Regions from separate parts of the Homo sapiens genome. Here region 1 is linked to region 2. Evidence: read pairs that join two places in POLR2A ChIA-PET (ENCODE). Cell type or tissue: endothelial cell of umbilical vein. All regions are shown on one strand.

Region 1 (5,000 bases), 83 kb after region 2:
TCAGCACTTTGGGAGGCTGAGGCCGGCGGATCACGAGGTCAGGAGATCGAGACCATCCTGGCTAACACGGTGAAACCCCATCTCTACTAAAAATACAAAAAATTAGCTGGGTGTGGGGGCAGGCGCCTGTAGTCCCAGCTACTTGGAAGGCTGAGGCAGGAGAATGGCCTGAACCGGGGAGGCAGAGCTTGCAGTGAGCCAAGATCACGCCACTGCACTCCAGCCTAGGCAACAAAGCAAGACACCGTCTCAAAAAAAAAAAAAAAAAAAAAAGAAAGAGAAGAGTAAGCAAGGGAATAAACAAATAAATTTACAATGTGCAATTCAAACAAGAGAGCATCTAGACATAAGAAAACTTCATCTTTAGGCTGCTGAAATTAGGTACTGAGACTTCCAAAACACAGCTAATGTGTTGAGAGGAAGTCAAAGCACCAAAAACCTGAAAATTCACGCTTTAGGCCAGGCGCATAGCACACACTCTTTGAAAGCTTATTTTTAAAGAGCTACCTGAAATAAAGTTGCTGAGGCCTCACTAAGAAGAGAGAAGGTTATGATACTGGGCTTCTCCCTTTGAGGAAGGAAAAAAGTCAGAGGCCTACCTCACCCATCACTCCAGGCAACCAAGGCTCAGTCAGCAGAAGGGTAAATCCCACCCCTCAGGGAACTGGGTTAGAAGGTCTCTAGTTCCACCCCTGCTGTCTTCCAGACAAGACTGACTGCAATTTTCACCCCAGTTAACTTCCAGTGATGCCAGCAAGAGGAGCAGACAGGAGAAAAGAACATAAGGAGTAGCTATTTCTCCTCAGTGTCAGCTGGACTCTGGAACAACTGTAGACATTGCCTTTCTCTCTGCTGGGCAGAAGAGAATCCACTAATCTCAGGGAAGTGCCTAACAACCCAGTAACACAACATTTCTCAAAGATCTCTACTTTAACCATCTTATTTAGGGTTGCAACCCCTCCCACCTCTCCTACCTAACCCTCTTTTCCACTCCCAATTCTCCTTATCCTGCTGTACTTTTCCCCATATCATATATTACCTTTCTAATTTTATATATTATTATGTTTATTTCTATCTCCTATTCAAAGATAATATCCATGAGGTTGATTTTTTTTTTTTGGTCTATTTTGTTCATTGATCTTAAACAACTAGAACAGGGCATCCAATAAATATTTATGGAATGAAGTGAGAAAGAAAAACTAAAAAGACCTCCCAGAAGTCAACCACACCCAGATGGCCCAACAATGCCTATATTGCCCTAGCAGAACCAATTTGGTTCCTGTGACTAAATTTATCTCACCTCCACCTGCCATGCATCACCACTAGACCCTTGCTGCAAGTTTTCTATCAGCTCGGATGTATGGAACCACAGTACAGTCATATGCAGTAAAGGCAACAAATGCTTGTCCTTGAATCTGAACAATTTCTCAAGGCATTCACCGTCTGCCTTTTCCCTAGTTTATTCAATTTGGGATAAAATGTGTTGAATGGAAGTTACGTTACTTTTGCATAAAAAGAAGTCTAAAAAAATCACAATTTCTTTTTTCAAGAATCAAGTTCTAATTCAATTCATCAAGCATTAATTAAGCATAAAGTTATATTCAAAGAAGCACTGGGCTAAGAGTTTACGGAACAGAGGAGACACAGGTATCTCACGAGCTTAAAATGAGGGATGAAGAAAATATATTCACAAATAATTACAGTTAAAGACAACATGCGGGCTGGGCGCGGTGGCTCATGCCTGTAATCCAAGCACTTTCGGAGGCCAAGGCAGGTGGATCACGAGGTCAGGAGTTCGAGACCAGCCTGGCCAAGATGGTGAAACTCAACCCCGTCTCTACTAAAATACAAAAATTAGCCAGGCGCGGTGGCGGGCAACTGTAATCCCAGTTACTCGGGAGGCTGAGGCAGGAGAATCGCTTGAACCTGGGAGGTGGAGGTTGCAGTGAGCCAAGATCGCTGCACTCTAGCCTGGGTGACAGAGTAAGACTCCGTCTCAAAAAAAAAAAAAAAAAAAGACAACATGTGATAAAGTACTACAACAGAGATCCCAGCAAAAAGTTAGAGATAAAGAGGAGGATGAAATCAATTCTGGAGATAGGTGGATAGGAAGAAGTGGGATAAGAAAGGCTTCAGGAAGGAAATTTTTTTGCTAAGTTGAAGGAATGGTTAGATTTGGGAGTTAACTGTCCTGGGAGCAAGGTAGTGCATTCCAACAGAACAGAAGAGAAAAAAAAACCCTAAGAAATGGAGACTGAAAAATGCAGGGTAACTTAGAGGAATAGCTGTAAAAAAAAAAAAAAAAAAAAAAAGGATAAACTGGGTATGCTAGCACAGGCCTGTAATCTCAGCTATTTGGGAGGCTGAGGTAGGAGGTCACTTGAGCCCAGGAGTTTGAGGCCAGCCAGGGAAACATAGCAAGAGCCCGTATCTTAAAAACAAACAACAAAAAAGATATGGATAAAATGAAAAATATGAAATAAGGTTGAGGAAGGCCAGGTTTGGTCAAATCATAAAGAACCTTGAATATTGACCTATGTAGGCAATGGGAACCATCGAAGATTTTATAGAAAGAAGCAAAATGATCAAAATTGTAATTTTAAAGGTCTACGCTGGCTTTATTTGCACACACTCTTCTAGAACAAAATTCTTATCTTTCAGAGCACTTTAGTTCATAATCATAAATTCATTAATTGTCTCTCCCACTAGACTACAAGTCCAAACAGGACAAGACTATGTGTGGCCTGGCATATAAGTGCCCAGTAAATATTACCTAAATGAGTAAATAAAAATTATAATACAGCAGTTGTATGTAGTATGCAATACAAAAAAAGGCAATAACCATGAGGTTATTGCAATAATATATAGAAGATGAAGACCTGAACTAGGTCAGATTAAAAAGTGAGGCCAGGCTCACACCTGTAATCCCAGCACTTTGGGAGGCTGAGGCAGGCGGATCACCTGAGGTCGGGAGTTCGAGACCAGCATGAACAACATGGAGAAACCCCGTCGCTACTAAAAATACAAAATTAGCCAGGCATGGTGGCGTACGCCTGTAATCCCAGCTACTCGGGAGGCTGAGGCAGGAGAATTGCTTGAACCTGGGAGGCAGAGGTTGCAGTGAGCCGAGATTGTGCCATTGCACTCCAGCCTGGGCAACAAGAGCAAAACTCAGTCTCAAAAAAAAAAAAAAGTGAGGCTAGGCCAGGTGTGGTGGCTCACGCCTGTAATCCCAGCACTTTGGGAGGCCGAGGCGGGAGGATCACCTGAGGTCAGGAGTTCGAGACCAGCCTGGCCAAGATGGTGAAACCCCGTCTCTACTAAAAATATAAAAATTGGCCAGGCACGGTAGCTCACGCCTGTAATCTCCGCACTTTGGGAGGCCGAGGCAGGTGGATCACAAGGTCAGGAGTTCAAGACCAGCCTGGCCAAGATGGTGAAACCCCATCTCTACTAAAAATACAAAAATTAGCCGAGTGCAATGACAGGCGCCTGTAATCACAGCTACTCGGGAGGCTGAGGCAGGAGAATTGCTTGAACCTGGGCGGCAGAGGTTGCAGTGAGCCGAGATCACGCCACTGCACTGAGACGGGGTGTGGGCGACAGACTGAGACTCCATCTCAAAAAAATACAAAAATTAGCTGGGCGTAGTGAAATGCACCTGTAATCGCAGCTCTTTGGGAGGCTGAGACAGGAGAATCGCTTGAACCCAGGAGGTGGAGGTTGCAGTAAGCCGATATCGCACCACTGCACTCCAGTCTGGGTGACAGAGCAAGACTCTGTCTCAAAAAAAAAGAAAAAGGCTAACTAGTGAGGCTAAATGTCAGGCTATCCAATTAGTGAATGCTTAGATACGTAATTTGGTGAATGATTCAGATGAGGTGGTGAGGACGAAAAAAAGAACCAAATATGAGGCCAGGCGCGGTGGCTCATGCCTGTAATCCCAGCACTTTGGGAGGCCGAGGTAGGCAGATCACGAGGTCAGCAGTTCGAGACCAGCCTGGCCAACATGGTGAAATCCTGTCTCTACTAAAAATACAAAAATTAGCCAAGCATGGTGGTGGGCATCTGTAATCCCAGCTACTTGGGAGGCTGAGGCAGGAGAATCGCTTGAACCCAGGAGGCAGAGGTTGCAGTGAGCCGAGACCACACCACTGGACTCCAGCCTGGGCGACAGAGCAAGACTCTGTCTCCAAAAAAAAAAAAAAAAAAAAAAAAGAACCAAATATGAGTCAAAAGTTTTAAGCCAAAGCAACTGGAAGAACAGCAATGCTTCAAGGAGAAAAGCATAGGCGGGTTTCAAATTATGAACGGGAAGTACATCTGAAAGCATATGCCAAGTAGAAACAAATTTCTTCCCTTCCTTACCCTTCAGATATATATGTCATAAGCTTTACAATTCCATGTCTTTTCTTATAGTTTCATTTTTGATACCATTCTTTAGAACTCTGCTCTAGAAGCATCTGTTCCAAAACAGATAAATGCTGAGCTTTACACCGAATTTCAGAATTTGTAGCTGAAATTTACAAGGTATATTCTTGGTCTTTATTTTTTTTATTATTTTTGAGACAGGGTCTCACTGCTGCCCAGGCTGGAGTAAAGTGGCATGATCACAGTTCACGGCAGCCTCAACCTCCCAAGCTCAAGTGATCCACTTCCCATGTAGCTGGAACTACAGGAGTGTGCCACCATGGCAGGTTTTCAAATTTTTTGTAGAGATGGGGTCTATGTTGTCCAGGTTGGCCTTGAACTCCTGGGCTCACGTGATCCTCCAGCCTCGGCCTCCCAAAGTGTTGGGATTACAAGGAAGAGCCACCGCACCCGTCTTATATTCATGAACATTCACTTCTATTCATATGAATGAAAATTCATCTCAACCAGACACAAAGTGCCCACCTAGGAATGTTGCTAGGTATGCTGCTGATAATATCCCAAGACCACACTAGCTGTACTTTGTACACAGGATAGAGCAGACACTGCTGTCTTTCTCCACAAATACT
Region 2 (5,000 bases):
AAAATCTTTTCCATCTCTGTTCTTTTCCTCTTCTCCTCCACACACATGCTCATGTGCGTGAATGCACACAGATGGGCACAAAATTTGAGACAATCTTGTTGGGAAGAGCGGTCCCCAAGTTTTCTCTTAGCATCTAAATAATGAGTATGAAAGAATATTTCGATTTCAGGAATACAAAATAAGGAATTCCCTGGGTAAGAGATGACTATGAACAATAAATAAACACTATCTAGATGGAATAACATCTAGTAGAAAACCAAAGGATCTTCTGCGGGGGGAAAAAAAAAAACAAATTAAAAAACCAGAGAGACGCTGGGTGTGGTGGCTCACACCTGTAGTCCCAGCACTTTGGGAGGCCGAGGCGGGCAGATCACGAGGTCAAGAGATCAAGACCATCCAGGCCAACATGGTGAAACCCCATCTCTACTAAAAATACAAAAAAATTAGCCAGGTGTGGTGGCATGCACCTGTAGTCCCAGCTACTCGGGAGGCTGAGGCAGGAGAATCACTTGAACCTGGGAGGTGGAGTTTTCAGTGAGCTGAGATTGTGCCACTGCACTCTAGCGTGGTGACAGAGCGAGACTCAGTCTCAAAAAAAACCCAGAGAGACAAGAGGAAGGGTGGTAAGTATGTAATTACTCTAGATACTGGACAGAGGTATAACAACTCATCTGATTAAGATGTAGCTACAAAAGCTCCTATTTTACTCCCTTCTCTGTTTATCATTTTAACTTCTATTTAACTCAGTTTATTGTCTTATACTATTATTGCTACGGATACTATTATTTATCTTGCTTACATCACAAAGTGGGTGAATAGAAAAGGAAGGTAGAATATTAAACGAGATATCTGTGAAGGCACATAGTAAACTAGAAAGGGCTAAACAAATTCATTTATTCAATAAATACTTATTGAGCGACCACTCAGTGCTAGACACAAAACAGACATGTTCTATGTTCTCATGGAGTTTATAGGTGGTAGGGGATCTTATTAAAGTTATTAATATAATTATTCATTATATGCCCATCTTTCCTGCTGGATACTGAGGTTCTCTAGAAGGCTATGTCATTATTTCATTCCTCCTAACAATGATCACAGAACCTGGTACACAGAAGGTGATAAATAAATGTTAGAATTGGGAATACCTCACGCAAAGGCTTTTCTAGTGTTCAGCTACAGGGCCGCTTCTCAGATTCCAACTTGGCTACCAATGGTCTCCTTGCTACACACCCCAGGGGCTCAGCCAATCTTCCTTTCCCCTTGGTTGCTGCCATCAGGCACTTTTTATCTTTGAGGATTTCCATAACCTCCACACCTGCCTGATTAACCAAGAGGTGAGCTTTTGGCCCTTTCTGTTTTTATCTTCAGGACTTGAGTCTCACTACTATCACCTCTTGATTCTATCTTAAAGCCAAGAGATCCTTTCTTTCTAAATAGAAGTTGCAATTAAGGCAGAACAACAAGCACCTCCTTGGTCTAAAATTTAAAAAATTTACATTTATGAGGCCACACATTAAAATAGTTCACAAGGTTAGAGTTCAGCCTGGGAATTATGTATCCTCTCTGGAAATTTACTCACATTCCAGCCAAAGCCACAGAAGAGAATTTAACTGCAAAGGCATGATATCTCTCAGACACTAAAAAGTGCAATGCTCTATTTCAGACTGGGAGATAGAGTGAAACAGTGAGAAAAATCATAACTTCTTGGGTCAAGGTCCAGATGAAAGGCCTGCTGACTCAAAGGAAATGGCAACTAAAAAAAAAAAAAGGAAATATTTTAGAGTTTCAAAGCTATACAAAAGAAGCTGCAAAATAAAATTCTTTGAAATAAACCTCAATAGTTAAGTTCCAATACCAAGATTTCCTCATACTTTAGTCTATTTTAGTTTTCTGTTTGAACTGTATGTATGTGCTAGACAACAAATATTTATTGAGTAGTTACTATTTGCCAATCAAGAAGGATGTGATGATGTGATGGAAGCAGAAAAAGAACTTGTGGCAATGAAACAATTAGGCTATGACAATACAACATGGCAAGGGAGGCACAGGAATCTGTGGCAACACAAAGAGGAATATGTAACTCAGCTTTGGGCAGAAAGGACTTCCCAGAAGGAAGATATAAACTCTAAGCTAAGATCAGAAAAATAAATATGAGCCAGACAACAGTAACAATACTTACATAGTACTTATTAAGTGCCAAGCATTATTTTAAGAGTATTCCATATATTTACCTAATAACTCTCCCAACCACCCTATGAAGCTGAAACTATTATTCACATTGTATAGATGAGGAAATTGAGGCTTTGAGAGATAAAGTAAACTGCCACAGTTACATGGTAAGCAGAACCAGGATTGGAACCCAGGTAGGAGGTGGGGGTAGGGGTGGCAAGAGATGGCAAGGGAAGGGGAAATCAAAGGGTGACAGGTAGAGAAATGTACGTATTACAATTTGGAGAACAAAAAAGGTACAGCAATAATGGAGAGTTAAGTATGGTGAGCTTCTTGGGAGAGGTTAAGAATGAAAATTTATGAGAAACTATATTAAGCTGGGGCTACTTACACCTTGAATTACAGTAGTAAATAACAAACCAAAAAGCAATAGTCTATGTATGATATACACCAATAGACTATAAAGTGATTTCCTGGTATCTCCTCCTTTAAGAAAATCTTTCGGCCGGGCGCGGTGGCTCACGCCTGTAATCCCAGCACTTTGGGAGGCCGAGGCGGGCGGATCACGAGGTCAGGAGATCGAGACCACAGTAAAACCCCGTCTCTACTGAAAATACAAAAAATTAGCCAGGTGCGGTGGTGGGCGCCTGTAGTCCCAGCTACTCGGGAGGCTGAGGCAGGAGAACGGCGTGAACCTGGGAGGCGCAGCTTGCACTGGGCCGAGATCGCGCCACTGCACTCCAGCCTGGGCGACAGAGCGAGACTCCGTCCCAAAAAAAACCAGAAAATCTTTCTATATACCACTAACAGTATTCAGCTTCCTAAAAAATTCCTAAAATTCAATTTCATGACACTACCCTGATCAAAAAGTCTTTAATAGCTCTTCACTGATTATAAGATTCATGCCAAATTTATGAGACTTCATAAAATGAGCTCCATCTCTCTTTCCACCAATCCCCACCACTAATTTCAGCCCTCGATAGAATTATTCATTGCCCTGGGAATTTTTATTCATTGCTGAATAAAAATTTGGACTAAATATTTCAGTTTCACACTCTGTATCATACTTCAGCCTACACACAATATATTTATTACATCTGCACAGTTTCACAATTTTTAGTGGGTGCAGAAGAAGGAGTAGAAGAGTAAATTTGTGCAAACTGAACCAGTTCCTGATTATTTTTCAATGTTCTCTGAAATCACTGCACGTACAAAAAATCTGACCATCTACTATTAGAAGGTATGTAAAGAATTACACATTTTTTTGGTATCAGAAGTTGTCAAAAAAAAAAAAAAGAAGAATAAGAAAAAAGAATTACATTTCAGGTTTGCTCAGTGGCAGATATTTTAGCATTCTGAATAATATGTGACATACCAAATCCCATAATTTCAAACTAATAGTCTGTGCTATCTCCAAAACCAAGAATCTCATTCTTACCAAAAATGTCAGAAAGAAGAACTAAATTTAATATTAACTTGTTATTACTAAATGAGCTTACATTTTGGATATAATTATCCTGGTTCCTCTTTACGGTTTTTAATCTTTAATGTTGAAAAGTTCATTGTATGACTTATTTATTATAAATGGCATTAAATCCTTTTAAAAAGCAGATAGGATATAAATAATATTTTGAAATTCCCTCAAATACTGATAACTAAGTATACACTAAATCTAGTAACTATAAAAAAACTCAATAAACCTAGGTAATGCTGTAACTGTATTACAGAGGCTAAAAATCGGAAGGTAAACACTGTATATAACAACCAAGAACTGGTCAACATGGTGTTAACAGATTACAAACAGACTAAATACACTGGCATTATGTGAAAGACTAGTAAAGCAGTGCTAAGTATTTAGTGGCTAGGAGGGAAGGGCAATAATTTCTGTTAAATTTTTAATTAGGGTTGGGAAACTGATCACTTATTTAACCTTTCATTTGGTTTCTTCATCTATAAAATGCAAATAGATAATATCTGATTGTCATGAGGGTTAAATAAACTAATATATATATATGAAGCATTTAGAATAATGGCTGGCATTTAAAATAAGTGCTGGCCAGGAGCAGTGGTTCATGCCTGTAATCCTAGCACTTGGGGAAGCTGAGGCGGGAAGATCACTTGAGACCAGGTGTTCGAGACCAGCCTGGGCAACATTGCCAGGCTCCAGTCTCTATAAAAAAATTTTAAAATTACCCAAGAGTAGTGGCTCACGCCTGTACTCCCAGCACTTTGGGAGACCAAGGCAAGAGGACTGTTTGAGCCCAGGAGTTTGAGACCAGCCTGAGCAACATAGCAAGACATTTTCTCTACAAATAATAAAAAAAAAAAAATTGGCCAGGTGTGGTGTGTGTGCCTGTGGTCCCAGCTACTTGGGAGGCTAAGAAAGGAGGATTACTTGAGCCTGGGAAGCTGAAGCTGCAGTGAGCTGTGATCATGCCACTGTACTCAGCCTGGGCAACAGAGAGAGACCCTGTCTCCAACTAAAAAAAAAAAAAAGGTAGTTATTGCGTTATTGCTACATGTAGGATTATGGGTGATTTCTGTTTTCTATACTTCACTGAATCTTCAGGTTTTCTTTTTTTTTTTTTTTTTTTTTTTTTGAGACAGAGTCTTGCTCTGTCACCCAGGCTGGAATGCAGTGGCCCAATCTCGGCTCACTGCAACTTCTGCCTCCTGGGTTCAAGCAATGCAATTCTCCTGCCTCAGCCACCCAAGTAGCTGGGATTACAGGCACACACCACCATGCCCGGCTAATTTTTGTATTCTTAGTAGAGACAGGGTTTCACCATGTTGGCCAGGCTGGTCTCGAACACTTGACCTTGTGATCTGCC

The links. ChIA-PET counts read pairs that join two places held together with the same protein. Peaks named below come from ENCODE experiments on the same cell type or tissue, not always from the same donor. Only the 100,000 strongest peaks of a DNase experiment are listed, where the experiment ranks them.
Region 1: POLR2A ChIA-PET joins it to region 2 with 8 read pairs; 6 of 35 experiments call an interaction of 5 or more read pairs at or near these places.

The regions. Positions count from the first base shown.
Region 1 is chr15:64,472,410-64,477,409 of GRCh38, reverse strand. The region is part of intron 1 of ZNF609 (zinc finger protein 609); the gene reads right to left. Among named protein-coding and RNA genes, the nearest start is that of ZNF609, 14 kb to the right of the region's middle. In endothelial cell of umbilical vein, no CTCF peak of the experiment used is centred here; no DNase peak of the experiment used is centred here.
Region 2 is chr15:64,555,656-64,560,655 of GRCh38, reverse strand. All of the region lies in intron 2 of ZNF609 (zinc finger protein 609), which reads right to left. The region is part of intron 4 of LOC101930091 (a long non-coding RNA gene); the gene reads left to right. Among named protein-coding and RNA genes, the nearest start is that of ZNF609, 98 kb to the right of the region's middle. RefSeq lists enhancers at 2,267-2,766, 2,767-3,268. In endothelial cell of umbilical vein, no CTCF peak of the experiment used is centred here; a DNase peak (open chromatin) is centred at 2,005.